Linked DNA regions of Mus musculus: region 2 is linked to region 1. The links are chromatin contacts, found by Hi-C or POLR2A ChIA-PET in ENCODE. All regions are on one chromosome and are shown on one strand. The core of a region is the stretch at or near the end of the contact, and the rest is flanking DNA. Distances in the headings are between cores, read along the strand shown. Region 1 holds the start of Caap1 (caspase activity and apoptosis inhibitor 1). Region 2 holds the start of Plaa (phospholipase A2, activating protein).

Region 1 (7,124 bases), core at 1,271-3,770:
TAACATGAGAGCCCAGTCCTTCCCACGTGCTGGAAATAATACCTGCACGTTGTCCTCTGACTCCACATAGATCGTGCTATATGCTCAATTAAATAAATAAATGTGAAATGTGTGAAGTATTTAAAAAATACAGAATAACTTTTATAAATTTTACAGTCTTCCAAACCACAAAATCTGGAAGGTAAAAGAAAAAAAATACCAGCTCTGGATATCAAAAAAGAAAAAAACAAGACAAAACTCAAGCCCTCCAGCACACTTTAAACCAGCAGTTCTCAACCTATAGGACAAGACCCCTTGGGGAGCGGTCTAATGACCCGTTCACGGGATTACCTAAGACCATGGGAAAACAGATATTTACAAAACAGTAGCAAAAATACAATTATGGAGTAGCAAGGAAGATAAATTTATGGTTGGAAGTCATCACAATATGAGTCAGTGTATTGAAGGGTTGCAGCATTAGGACGGTAGAGCAGTGCTTTAAACCAAGCTATATTAACCATTACTGTATACACAAGTTTAAAACTAACGCTTAATTGAAATATGTATGAGACTTCTCAGTGAAACACTGAATAAAAGGAAGAACAAGCAAAGAATCTATACAACTACACAAGGAATCAAAGGGTAAATAAAAATGTAGAAATGTTCAGTACCACCATTCATCAGGAACATACATATTAAAACAATGTTAGCCGAGTACAATGGCACATGCCTTTAATCCCAGTACTCAGAAGACCGGGGCAGGCAAAAAAAAATTTTTTTTGAGTTCCAGACCAGTAAGGCCCTGACTCAAAAAACAAACTAACAACAACCAAAAAAAAAAAAAAAGTAATAATTACTTGGTCTGTCCATCTGACCACTCTCTAAAAAAGAAAAAACAGGGATGGGAGGGGGACGCACCTGTAATGTCAGCATTCCAAGGCCAGAGGCAGGAGGGTGGATGCTAAGTCTGAGGCCAACATGGTCTAAGGAGCATACATTGAGCAAGTTCCAGGCTAGCAAGGGCTATTGGAGATTGGGGCGGGCGTTGGGGGTGGGGTGGCCATGTAAGGAAGATAACATGCTTGTGAAGACTGGCAGACATGAATATCCATACTATTTCAACTATAAATCAGTTAAGTCTTGCTTTAAAAGTATTTGGTTCTATTTCCTGTGTGTTTTATTTTAAGAGAACAGTTTGGCTTTACATATATAGAGTTTGGTTCATTTGTGCTGTGAAGCCCAAGTGGCTCGAGCATGAAGCATTTGGTCAATACAGCATATGGTGCCGATATGCAGAGCAAGTGGAATTCATCACCTTTTTAAACGTATATACTTTTGACACTGCAATTTCATTTCTGTAAGTCCAAGTCTACGTAACTCTTGCACAAGATCTATGACAAGTTTGTTCCATTTGGTATTGTATATAAAAATCAATAAAACTGAAAACCTAAATATTCTACAATAGAGATACGAGTATACTGGGAAACCTAAAACACACCATGTATGGAAGGAGACCCATTCAATGCGAGAATATACCCAATTACATTCGTAAAAGTAAACAATGAAGAGTGGCTACTCATCCACAGAAGGTATGCATATCAAGAGGCACTACGAAGGGCGTTGAACTCCTGCCTTGATTCTGTGTCCGATGAATTTTAAGAACACAGTCATTTGTTTTACAGTAAGTTACAAACTACTGTTTTAAATAGTGGTATCGCGGCAGGTTGATGATGCATAAGAAACACATTTTGGTCCCAGCTGTTGAATTCAAATGTAGGAACTACGAAATTCTTGCGACTGTGACTGTGGGTGAAATTCCTGAACTTGGGTCTCAGGTGTTTGTTGTTGTGGGTTTTTTTTTAATGTGTGTGTAATGTGAAAATAATCAGAATCTATTAAATAGTGGTGGTCAGTGCTTACACCGGCATTTGTAACTACTTCCCGACCCACAGATCCTCTACGGAGATCGGGGAAACCACAAGTAAAAGAAACCGCGAAAGTTTAATGGGGAAGGAGTACTGATCAGTAAATCCAGAAACTTAAAAGTTTAATACATGGGGAAGAGTTCAAACGGACTCAGAACGGAACCGGCGGCCCAAGGGACCCCGGCACTAACAATGAGCTTCTGCCCGCGCCCGCGCGGCTCTGCAGCCCGGCTCTTCTGAGGGGCCGCAGCTCCGGGAGACGGCGCGAGGCGAGGCACGCACCTGCTGCAGGGAGCCCGAGACGCTGGAGGACGAATCGGTGCTCCTCCGCTTTCGGCGCTCGCTTCGTTCCGCGCCGCCCGCCACACTCGTCCCGCCGCCGGCGACCCCGCAGCAGCCGCCGCTCCCGCACCCACCCGCGCTCCCGCTCAGCACGGGCACCAGGTCCGGGGCTGCGAGCGACGCGGCTGCCTCCTGCCCGCTCCGCTTGCGCCGCTTTTCTCGGGAAGACTTCTTCCCCGTCATGGTCCTCGCGCTGCAACCATCGGCGACAGCCGACCGTCTCTGCAGCAACAGAACCCCGCTTCCGTAGCGGCCGGCGCTGCTGTCGCAGACTTGGCGTCACTTCCGGTCCCGGCGCGTTTTACTACGCGTAGCTTCTGGAGGCGGGGCTCGGATGCGCTGTGCCAGCTGCTGAGGTTGTCTGGAGTTTAAAAGGTGACGTGTGGTCCAACGGATCTGTTTGCTTTTTCCCAACCTCTGGGAAGATTTAATTCCTTTCAGTGTTTCTCAGCTTACAAGTACGTTGGAAGGTAAAATTAAAGTTGCTGAGTCTCCAATTTCTTCTACCTTCGATTCCCTCGTTTGATTCAACGATATAACAATAAAAAGAATTTCAGAATAAAAAAAATTGCTTCATCTCACTACGACCTCATTTGAGCAGGGTTTTTTTTTTTTTTTTTTTTTTTTTGTACACTTTAAGGACTTGTGCAAAAATAACAGTCTTATGCTTCCGTATTTTGTATCATTAAAACTAATTTCGTAGCATGATTTCATGTTACTTTTAAAGGAATGGAAAGGATGTCAGAAGGAAGACAAGTTCCTATAGTATTTCAGTGTTCAACAATGTGAGTTTAGTAGCCCGGCGGTGGTAGCGCACGCCTTTAATCCCAGGACTTGGTAGGCAGAAGCAGGCGGATTTCTGAGTTCAAGGCCAGCTTGGTTTACAAAGTGAGTTCCAGGACAGCCAAGGCTACACAGAGAAACCCTGTCTACAAAAACAAAAACAAAAGAAAAAAGAAAGCAAGAAACAGATAGCCCTGGCCATGTTCAGCCTTCTTTCTTCCCTGTGAACTCTTACAGATGCCTCTGGCTGTTCTCTCTACAATAAAAACCTTTTTACCTATACCATGGAGCGGTCGAATCAGTTTAGTCACAGATAGATACACAGTGGGGCAAGGAATGGCTGGCTGTTCCTGGAGGCTAAAATAGCCCACGATGAAGTAATTAGCCTGTGAACTTACAAAATTCCAACCTCTTCACAGTACTGAAATTCTAATTCATCCATCAGTCTCTGTAGACACAGACTCATTCCAGGTTTGTTTTTTTGTTTGTTTGTTTGTTTTTTGTTTTTGTTTTTTTTTTTCCAGGCTTATTGTTGTTCACAGCCGGACGCAGCTTTTCAGGAGTTTTTATTCACAGTTGTTTTGAGGCAGGTTCTCTCCGAGTCTAGACTGGCCTGCCACACGTACAGCTAAGGATGGCCTTGAACTGTTTCTTTTAGGGTTTGGTTGGTTTGTTCATTTGTTTTTAGATTGATGTATTTATTTTGTGTACATGAATGTTTTGACTTACATATAGACATGTGTACCACACCACTGCCTGGTGCCCTCAGAGACCAAGAGAAGGCATTGAATCCCTGGAAAAAAAATTACTGATGGTTGTAAACCACCATATGGATGCTGGGAACGGAACCCAGGAACTCTGGAAAAGCAATAATTGCTCTGAACTGCTGAGCCATCTCTCCAGTCCTAGGCTTGAACACTTGATCTTCCTGCTTCCCCTTCCCTAGTATTGAGATTATTGGCATGCAACACCTGGCCTAATTTATGTAAAGCTGAGATCAAACCTAGGGGTTTGTGCATGCTGAGCCAGTACTATGTATCAGTCCTGTATGGAGCCACACAGGACTGACTTCTTTTTAAAGAGCCAAAATTATGTTACAACAAAATAATTGTCTCAATTTCTTGTACTGACAAGGATAGCAGAATTTTGTTTCATCTCACTATGACAAAATAGCTCAGTAGTTAATGATGCACTGCTATTATTACAACAATACAATGTCTACAATGTCCAACACCCTCTTCTGGCCTCTATCGGCATCTGCACTCATGTACACATACTTCCACATAAACACATACAAGCACATAACATGTTAAAAATAAATCTTTGCCGGGTGTGGTGGCGCACGCCTTTAATCCCAGCACTCCGGAGGCAGAGGCAGAGGCAGGCGAATTTCTGAGTTTGAGGCCAGCCTGGTCTACAAAGTGAGTTCCAGGACAGCCAGGGCTACACAGAGAAAGCCTGTCTCCAGAAAAAAAAAAAAAATGGCCTCATTTTTTTGTGATTTTTCCCCAGGCTCTCTTAATTACCCATTTTGATTAAAATCTTTCTCTAGGACATAGGGATAATCAGTTGATCGCTCTCAAGACATAAGAACTGAATGTAGGGCTGTAGAGATGGCTCAGTGGTTAAGAGCACATTCCAGAGGTCCTGAGTTCAATTCCCAGCACCCGCATGGTGGCTCACAGCCATCTGTAATAGGGATCCGATGCCCTCTTCTGGTGTGCCTGAAGACAGCAATAGTGTACTGACAGACATGAAATAAATAAATAAATAAATCTTAAAAAAAAAAAAAAAAAGAACTGAATGTACCGTGTTGCTAGAAACTTGATCTTAAGTAGTTGTCCTACAAAGCTGCAGTTATGAGTCCTGAAGTAAATTTTACATAGCAAGGGTCTCCTAAGTGAGGGTTTCTGTCATGTAATACAAAAAATTCCTGAATCATGTCCAGCTGCTGAGCATCCATAATTCTAGTAGGTTTATGTGTGGTTCTAAGACATCAAGAGAGACAATAATATTTATGAAAGACAGCAAGCATACAAATTAGTAAATGCTGAGATCTGTATCTGAAAGGAGACTCAGTTCCTAGGGTAACCAGCTACCAGTGTCACAAAGCTTGAATTCAAGCCAAACTGGAAAGTTACTATGGCCTCCTGTCAATTTTGGTAAGCTCAAATACCTTTATAGTTTCACACTTGACCTGAGGGGCATTTAAGCACACACAGCGTGAAGAATAAGCGCCTTTGTAACTAGCACAATCTGTTTTGGGGCAATCAAGCATGAGGACCTGAGTTCATAAAGTCAACAGCCAAGTCTGTGGGGCCAGGGAGCCAGGGGAAGGGAGAGGAGGGGCCTGCAGCAAGAGTGGGGGAGGGATGTGTCCAAACCCTGGACATCTCATCCTGAGATCAACAGGAGAAGTAGTTATGCCCCTTGCCCCTGTGCCTACCAAGTTAAAATTCCTCTCCCTTTATAAGGTCATGCCCAGCAGCACCTGCAATTCCTCCTTATGCAAGTGAGGCATCCCCAACACCCTGATCCCAGCCAACGATGTCCATGCACCCCTATAGCTCCTGCTCACCCCCAAAAGGTTTAAATGGGCTTTGTTCCCCTGATATAATGAGCTGTCTGACCGAAGCTGCCTGCAAGAGTCCATTGTCATTGAGCTCACTGTTGCCTGAGGCCTGTTAGTCTCTGTTCTGGCTCAGTTCTCCACTCAGGACCCACCAGTCATGATCATGCCAATGCTATGGGTAGGGAAGTTAGCCTGAACAGCACAAATCCCATGGCTTGTGCCTGCAATCCCGTCCTCAAGGAAAAAGATGGGAGGATAATGGGAGTTGCTGGCCTTTGAATTTGGCTTAATTACTAAATTCCAGGTTCAATGACACTCCTTGTCTAAAACAAACAAAAACTACACTAGATGAAGAGTCACAGAACATTCTCAGACCCAAGTAGCTCTGACAAAAGAAGTGACTCTCCTAATAATTGAAGAGATATTTCTAGTAATATATTTCATTTTCAATGGAGCCATTTTTATCCATGACTCCAGTATTTTATCAGTACTTGCCCAATGTCTAGCTTTGTACTGGTGAGTCACACTCCTGGGAGTGTCCAGACCTGTAATCCTGTCAATGCAAAACATAACTCTTACCTAAAAGAGAGTAAGGGTTACTTATTATGAGCTAAGCATGAGAAACCATTGCACAGGAGCAAGATCCCAGATTGCTCCAAATAACATGTTCCAACATGGCAGCAGTTAAAATGAATACTTATTGTCACGGAACAGAACAAGTTCATTAATCAAATGTTCTAATGGAAATTATCAGGTTACAGTGAAGCATGGGAAACCCTGCTATAGGTCATGCACTCACTACAAAGTGAGTTTCAGGACAGCTAGGACAGCTAGGGTTACATAGAGAGACCCTATCTCAATAAAAATGCTTGTAAGTTGGAAAAAAATAGAATTGGTAGTCAATTTTAGTGAAGCTCTCTAGTGAGGTCTTCCTTTTTCAAATGAGTCAATGCCTAGTGACGCAGGATGGGTTAACAATACGTCCAGGAAGCTGGAGAGAGCGCTTTATTTAGCTTCCAATAAACTCAACCCCCAGGTTGGAAGCTGTGATCTGGAATGATATCTTTATCCTCAGGAGCTCCCCATTAAAGGCTTGGATTTTTTTTTTTTAAGTTTAGGTCTCACCAGCAGTGGAAACTATCTCCTTGGAGGAGAATTAGCTCATGTGCTCCCTTCTCCTAGGCATATGGGCCTTCCTGTTATTATTTCAAAGGGGAAAATTGATTTTTTTCCAAATGGGATTGGAACAAAGTTTAATTAAGCAAAATCAACAAAGTAGCCATTGCCCAGTCAAAGTTGAAAACCACTGTTAACAACTGGGATTTATTATTACATTGTGTCTTCCATCGTCCTTAAAACTATGGAGAGTAAGTATAACCACAGTCTAAGAGAATTCACCACGTTACAAATGGACTGAATCATTTGGCCCAGGAAACTAAAATTCAGAAGGACCCCTCCAGAAGAGAACAGAGTTTCTGGTAAGATTTCCACTACCTTTTGAGCCATGGCTTTGCAACACAGAA
Region 2 (7,124 bases), core at 3,352-5,851, 46 kb after region 1:
AATAAAACAATGGAGCAATGCTGCAAATTCTGGATAGAAAATTACTTCAGGATCAGAACTGTGTAACCACTACAATTGTCATTACTCTAGCAAGACAGAAAAGAAAATGTTTTCAAACTTGCAAGTCAAACAAGCAAGCACCTTTGTTATTGATAACCTCCATTCTGGGAGCGCCTGGATTGCTATAAGGCAAGAGATGAGAAAAACCAAGAAAGTGAAAGCTACTGTCTAAATAACAGAAATCCAACACCAGCAGTCTGAAGAAAGGGACAGTAAAGTTACCCAAGACTACCTGTGCCCTAGTAACGGGAGAAAGCTTTCACTGTCAGAAGAGGAAACCTTAAATTATCCAACGTTTTTAATTGTTACTTTAAAGAATTTGAAGTAGGGGGCTAGAGAGATGGCTCTGTGGTTAAGAGCACTGACTGCTCTTCCAGAGGTCCTGAGTTCAATTCCCAGCAACCACATGGTGGCTCACAATCATCTGTAATGGGATCAGATGCCATTTTCTGGTGTGTCTGAAGACAGCTATAGAACTCATATACAATAAATAAATAAATAATTTTTAACAAGATGCAGAAAAGGAGTGTAATTCTCTTTAAAAGAAAAAAAAAAGAATTTTAAGTAGACTTAAGATAAATACATAGAGGTGTTCGCAGCCTTTGCCGTGCCACAGCCGCTCTCCAACGCCGAGCTCCAGCCGAAGGAGAAGGGGGGTAAGTAAGGAGGTGTCCATACCATGGCTCGTACAAAGCAGACTGCCCGCAAATCCACGGGTGGTAACTCACCCAGGAAACAACTGGCTACAAAAGCCGCTCGCAAGAGTGCGCCCTCTACTGGAGGGGTGAAGAAACCTCATCGTTACAGGCCTGGTACTGTGGCACTCCGTGAAATCAGACGCTATCAGAAGTCCACTGAACTTCTGATCCGCAAGCTCCCCTTTCAGCGTCTGGTGCGAGAAATTGCTCAGGACTTCAAAACAGATCTGCGCTTCCAGAGTGCAGCTATTGGTGCTTTGCAGGAGGCAAGTGGGGCCTTTCTGGTTGGCCTTTTTGAAGATACCAATCTGTGTGCTATCCATGCCAAACGTGTAACAATTATGCCAAAAGATATCCAGCTAGCACGCCGCATACGCGGAGAACGTGCTTAAGAGTCCACTATGAGGGGAAACATTTAATTCTCAAAAGAATTTTTTTTTCCTCTTCTTCCTGTTATCAGTAGTTCTGAATGTTAGATATTTTTTCCATGGGGTCAAAGGTACCTAAGTATATGATTGCGAGTGGAGACATAGGGGACAGAATCAGGTATTGGCGTTTCTCCACGTTCATTTGTGTGTGAATTTTTAATATAAATGCAAGATGTAAAGCATTAATGCAAGCAAAATGTTTCAGTGAACATATTTGAGCAGTTCAACTTTATAACAATTATAAATAAACCTGTTAAAATTTTCTGGACAATGCCAGCATTTGGATTTTTAAAAAAATAAGTAAATTTCTTATTAACAGCCACTAAATGGTGTTTATAGCATTTTTATCACACAGTAGATTCCATCCATTCACTATACTTTTCTGAGTTGTCCTACATACAAGTACATGTTTTTAATGTTGTCTGTCTTCTGTGCTGTTCCTGTAAGTTTGCTATTAAAATACATTAAACTATATATATATAAAAAGATAAATACATAGAAAACTCAGTAAATGGAAACCAAACCAGAGGGCGAAAAATAGTAATAAACACTGATTTAGTCAAGCTAAGCAAAGGTGAGCATACAAAAAAAGACAGACTAAATGGGGGTGGGCAGAAAATAGGTAACACTAATTTCAAATGTTCCCTAGCAGAAACAGATAATTCCTTAAAAAAAAAAAATCAACACATAAATATTGCAACACTGCAATTTACATTGACATAGGAATAAAACACAAAATGAGCAGTTAGATAAAAACATTGCCTCTGAGAAAAGGAAATCTGGGATGGGAGAGAAAAGAAATTGGCTTTCCTAGCTAACCCCATAGAACCGTCTTGATTTAGGATCCCAGGTGCTCAGTGTTAACCAGAGGGAGACACTTTCGAACTAGCAGAGTCAAGAAAGATAAAATGTAAGGTCATAAATTTTAAATTGTATCTCCAAATATGGGTAGCTTTCAAGAGGCCAATCAATACAAAGACAAAGATGCTGAAGCCATACCTCATCTCTCGCACCCAGAAGTCTGTGACAGAGTAATGGAGTCAGATTTAGTGTGATGCCAGTTTAGAGAGGTCTGAAGCCGTGTGAAACCACAGCAGGCTGCTGGTCTAGTTCATAAGACCACGTTTTCTCTGCTAAGCTGTACCTTTTGTTTTTTTCAGTGGACTTTGGCTAAAATCTAGCTGTTAAGTCCACCCTAAAACCCATCTTTTTACCTCCTAAATTCTCCCACCACTCTCTTGGTTCATCAACTACAAAAACAGGCATCCTTTAGAATAGGTACTCCTTAAACCAATGTTTTCATCCTTTTAGAAAGATATATGCTTCTACTGGACTTAGTTTCATTTGTTGGCCACTGAATTTAGGGTCTTACGTAGGCCAAGCAGTGAGCTACGTGCTATACCCCAATATTTCTGAAGTTTATTTAATGAGAACAAGGACTGTTTTAGAGGTACAATTTTCACCAATAATTATAATTATTCCTAGTTTTATTAAGCGGTTTAGGATATTAGACTCTGAATAGTTGGAAGAGACTATGTGAGGCCATATCCAATTCAACACAGCGGTTGGCTCTTGAACATTCTTACTCTACTCTACCATCCTCCAGTGGCTGCACTGCAAAAGCCATCAAACAAATCTACTTCCATGCTTTGCCTTTAGACTTTTCTTTATTCTTTTTTTTTAAGATTTATTTATTTATTATATGTAAGTACCCTGTAGCTATCCTCAGACAGCCCAGAAGAGGGCATCAGATCTCATTACGGATGGTTGTGAGCCACCTTGTGGTTTGCTGGGATTTGAACTCAGGACCTTTGGAAGAGCAGTCAGTGCTCTTAACGGCTGAGACAACTCTCCAGTCCCCAATTCAAGTGTTTTTCCATATAAACACTACAACCTGGCTTCTGCTAGCCTTCAGGACCTGCACTCACGGCATACTATGTCTTCTGCCTCTCTGGAACGTAGCTCTCCAACTACAGTTTTTCCACTTTAAAGTTCCCCCAGTCCACCCTTCAAGATCAGCTTACTCAATCTAATAAGAGATATCCGCTTCAACACACACACAGGAGAAACACCTCCAAGAAAAAAAAAAGGTTCCTACTAATATCTTTCCGGTCTAACTCTATATTCTCACGAGAGAATATAATAAAGTTCTGTAAACAGAGAGCACCTGTCCTCCTGTCAGTGATGTCTTTCTCCCCAGGAAATACATATATATGTATCTCATCATCTAAATTCAATTTACCTTCCCAAAATCACTAGCCTGTTTGCTGTCATAAAATTTTCGACTAATCAGGGCTTTAAACGCAACCTCTGATATTGATTTGGGCTGGATTTTAACTTTTTGGTTATTTTATTTATTTATTTATTTTTGGTGGTGGTGGAGTGTGTGTGGGTGGGTGGGTGGGTGGGTGGGGGGGAATTGAAGGCAGAACTTCAAAGCAATGATAATTTTTCCTCCTCGAAAAAACAGAACATTCCTACACAACGATAACATTTGAGGAGGTTCATCCTCTCCTCCCCAAACAGACTATAACTTGGACAACCAAGAGAGGACACCATGTGTAATTCTCTGTAAAGCAATTACTGAGAATTATAGTCTTCAAAAATTTAAATCTGAGGGATGACTACAGAGCAACTCCTAAGATCGGAGCCCGAGGGGCAAGCCAGAAGTTTTCATCGAGCCGAAACTGGGAGGGCGCAAGCAGCAATAAATACTAAAGACTAAAAGAAACCTAAGGGGTTATCTGCCAAAGCTGAAGGCCCTTAAGGTGTTTTAAGATGCTCGTCCAAGGTCAAGTCGCCCGTTAGTGGTCAAGTTAGGACAGCCAGCCAGGTCCTCCAATCCTATCCATACTCATTCCCCCGAAATCTTGTCGGTTTCACAGACAGCGCCCGAAAAGCCAAAGCTCGGGACTCGGCAGGGAGGCAGGAGCAGCGCGGACACCAGGAAGAGGGAGAGATTCAGGGCAGGGAAGGAGGGTCACTCCTCCCACGTGTCTGCAAGCCTGTGGTCCACCCGCGGGCGGCGGGACTAGCAGCGCTCACCTGTCTGGAGCCCAGAGGCGGGTGGTCCGATCCCGGGACACAGACACAAAGGCTCCCGGCGGGTAGAGGCAGCACACCAGGCCCCTCACGTCCAGTTCGTGGCCCGGGAGCGAGCAGCTCAGCCGGTATCTGGAGGCGCCGCTCGCCATGGCCAGCGTGGATCCGGAGCCCGGCCCCCGGGCACAGCGCGAGACTCGTCCACAGGCCCGAGCCGGCGTGCGCCAGGCTGCGGCCCGAGACCCGCCTGCAGGAGAGGGGCGCCGGAGACCGGAAGAGCCAGTCAGCCGGTGCGGAAGGACCGCGGGGGAAGGGGCGCGCCGAGCCGCCTGAGTGACACAGCAACCCTAACACACACGCCGGAATTCATCATCCGCCGCGGCCCGCGGTGACGCAGAGTGTGTGCGTCGGGCTGCTGAGCATCACGGACCGGGCCCTCTATCCTTCTGCGCCCTGGATCGCCGGCCGAAGAAGGGACGGTGAGATCAGGAAATTCTGCGTAGGCGCCGGAGGTCTGGGTCCGGTCGGAACCCGGTCCATTTCAGAGAACAACCGAAAATCTGTAGTAGTTGGAGGAGGGTAAATCGGAACTACAAATCCCACAATGCCGAGCGTCCCGAGTGACTCGCCGGCGCGCTGAATCCGGATGTTTTAAATCTAGGTGCTCGTTTGACTACTCTGAGTAGTAGAGCAAAATTGCTTGTTTGCCTTACGCCACGATTTGTTTGCCCATTTTCTGCTTGATTCTGGAGAGTCTCCCAAGATTTTCATCAGTTAATTGTTTTTTTTTTCATTTAAGATGACTGAATCTGAAGCCAAAGTGGGAACTTTTAATGAACTTGCCTTCACCTCAAGCTACCCCCTATAATACCAGATTTTGCAGAATGATCGGGTGCCCATTCTCCCCTAACGTGACCACTGTTTGCCCGAGGTTTGGCGCAGAAGGTCTAAGGTGAAGCAGAAAATGCCTTTAATTATTTAAAAGGTCTTACGGTAGCTCGGGCTAGCCTAAAACTCGTGGTTCCTTGCTCCAGTCTCTGAACTCTGAAATTACAGGTGAGAATATATATTTTTAGCCAAACCCCGATGGTGTAGGTAGGAGTCTCACTACATTGCATTGAGATTGTCAGTCTACATTGTAGTAAAGTTAGCTTTCCGTATTGTAGCACGGCATCCATCACACCACAAACCTTTGTTAAGTTGCCAAATCCAATTTGTGTGTTTTTCTTCACTCTTCTTAAAACTTTCATTCTAGGCTTGAAATCACTATTCCTCTGTGTGTGTGTGTGTTTCTCTTGACTTTAGCTCTGAAATGTATTATTCCACTTTGTTCGGTAACCCCAATAGCTTTTCGTTATTTATTTTTTTATGTCGATTTATTTCATGAATGTAGGTATACTGTCGCTGCCTTCAGACACACCAGAAAGTGGCATCGGGTGCCCATTCCAGATGGTTGTGAACCACCATGTGGTTTCTGGAAATTGAATTCAGGACCTCTGGAAGAGCAGCCAGTGCTCTTAACCACTGAGTAATCTCTCCAGCCCCAACAGCTTTTCGTTCTTGAGAATACACTGTTGTATAAGGCCTTCCCCATTTCCCTAATTTATTTTGCTAAGGTCTTTTCCCTTAGGTGTGTGTCTGCCTCAGCCATATTGAATTTGCCATCTTTCTCTGAACATACCATGTTTGAAGTTGTTGTTTCTAGATTCCTAAAACAAACAAAAACTAGTGCTATGAGAGGCTGATGCAGGAGGATCATGAGAATGAAGCATAGCCTATCTAATGAGGTCTAGGTCATTCTGGCTACAGGAAGAATTCCTATCTTAAGAAAACACACCACCCACCCACCCCCACACACAAACAGACCATACACCACAAATGTCTCACCCGAATTAACATACCACACACCCATTTACATACATCACACACACCACACACATATACACATACCCCTCAACAAGCACACACACATACACACACAATTAGTCTGTAATCTTTTCTCCATCTGTCACAGTTCAATACTGTATATCTTCTGGACCCTCCTAGTTCCTCTTTAGACTAATACAGTTTTATTATTGCCTCTTTAGTGTTCATGGTGTCGTGACATATTTGTATAGCAATCATTTCTGCAAGATTAAATTTTCTTAGGACATTTCACTCTTTTTTCAATGTTTTTATAGTTGCTGTTGCTTTGTTTTTGTTTTCCTTTTAGTTTTTATTATGTTTAGTCTCTTTGTGTGTATATTTGTACGTGAGTGTGTGTGTTTGTGCATGCACCAGGATATACATACAGAGAGGCCAAAGGACAAACTTACAAAAAGAGGTTCTCTTTTTCTACTACATCATTCCTGAGGTTATAACTCATGTCCTCAGGCTTGGTGGGGTGGCAAGCAGCTTTACCCACTCAGACATCTCAACAACCCAGGTAAGTTTTATTAAACAGTCTCACATTGGCCTTGGCTATGAGAGCAGTTGATTGGGACACATTGTCAGCTATCCAGTGGCCCATGGGCATATGTTGGTCACACATGATAGATGCTGATATACCTCATGTCTGTAGGTGTGTTGAGCTTTTATCATTCTAGAAGTAGAACCAAGGGTTCACATGAACATGGTAAGCATACACTACTACGCTGTATTTCCAACCCTCTTCATGTCTAAAGGGAAAAGAAATTTGGAGTTACGGAAAATATTAAGTGGCTGTAAGCAGTTTTTGTAAAAAGTAAGTTTGAAAAGCATACAATGCTGGGACAAACTTTGGCTGACTCAAAGAACAAACCTCAGTTTGTGGGTTATTCTCTAAGGGACAGCCGTTTGTGACAAAAATATGTCCAGTTGCTGACAGACTCTGAGCTTTTGTCCTGCAGTGTGAGTTTAGTCTTCTCTGGTTAATGAG

Evidence for each region. A loop is a pair of places that touch in the nucleus more often than their neighbours do. ChIA-PET counts read pairs that join two places held with the same protein, here RNA polymerase II (POLR2A).
Region 2: a map of heart shows a loop between it and region 1 (4-fold over the local background). The contact joins the promoter of Plaa here to the promoter of Caap1 in region 1. A Hi-C loop is called at or near these places in 12 of 37 maps with a recorded cell type or tissue (T-helper 1 cell, T-helper 17 cell, gastrocnemius and 3 more). POLR2A ChIA-PET finds 5 or more read pairs at or near these places in 3 of 5 experiments (Patski and embryonic stem cell).

What each region holds. Positions count from the first base shown.
Region 1 is chr4:94,554,276-94,561,399 of GRCm38, forward strand. Caap1 (caspase activity and apoptosis inhibitor 1) reads right to left here and starts at 2,521. Exons shown (of 6, transcript NM_026368.2): 1 at 2,187-2,521. The coding sequence starts at 2,429.
Region 2 is chr4:94,598,646-94,605,769 of GRCm38, forward strand. Plaa (phospholipase A2, activating protein) reads right to left here and starts at 4,602. Exons shown (of 14, transcript NM_172695.2): 1 at 4,232-4,602. The coding sequence starts at 4,380. Gm12657 (predicted gene 12657) reads left to right here. Exons shown (of 2, transcript NM_001081019.1): 2 at 713-1,674. The coding sequence starts at 740. The coding sequence ends at 1,150. It also overlaps a transcript of Ift74 not described here.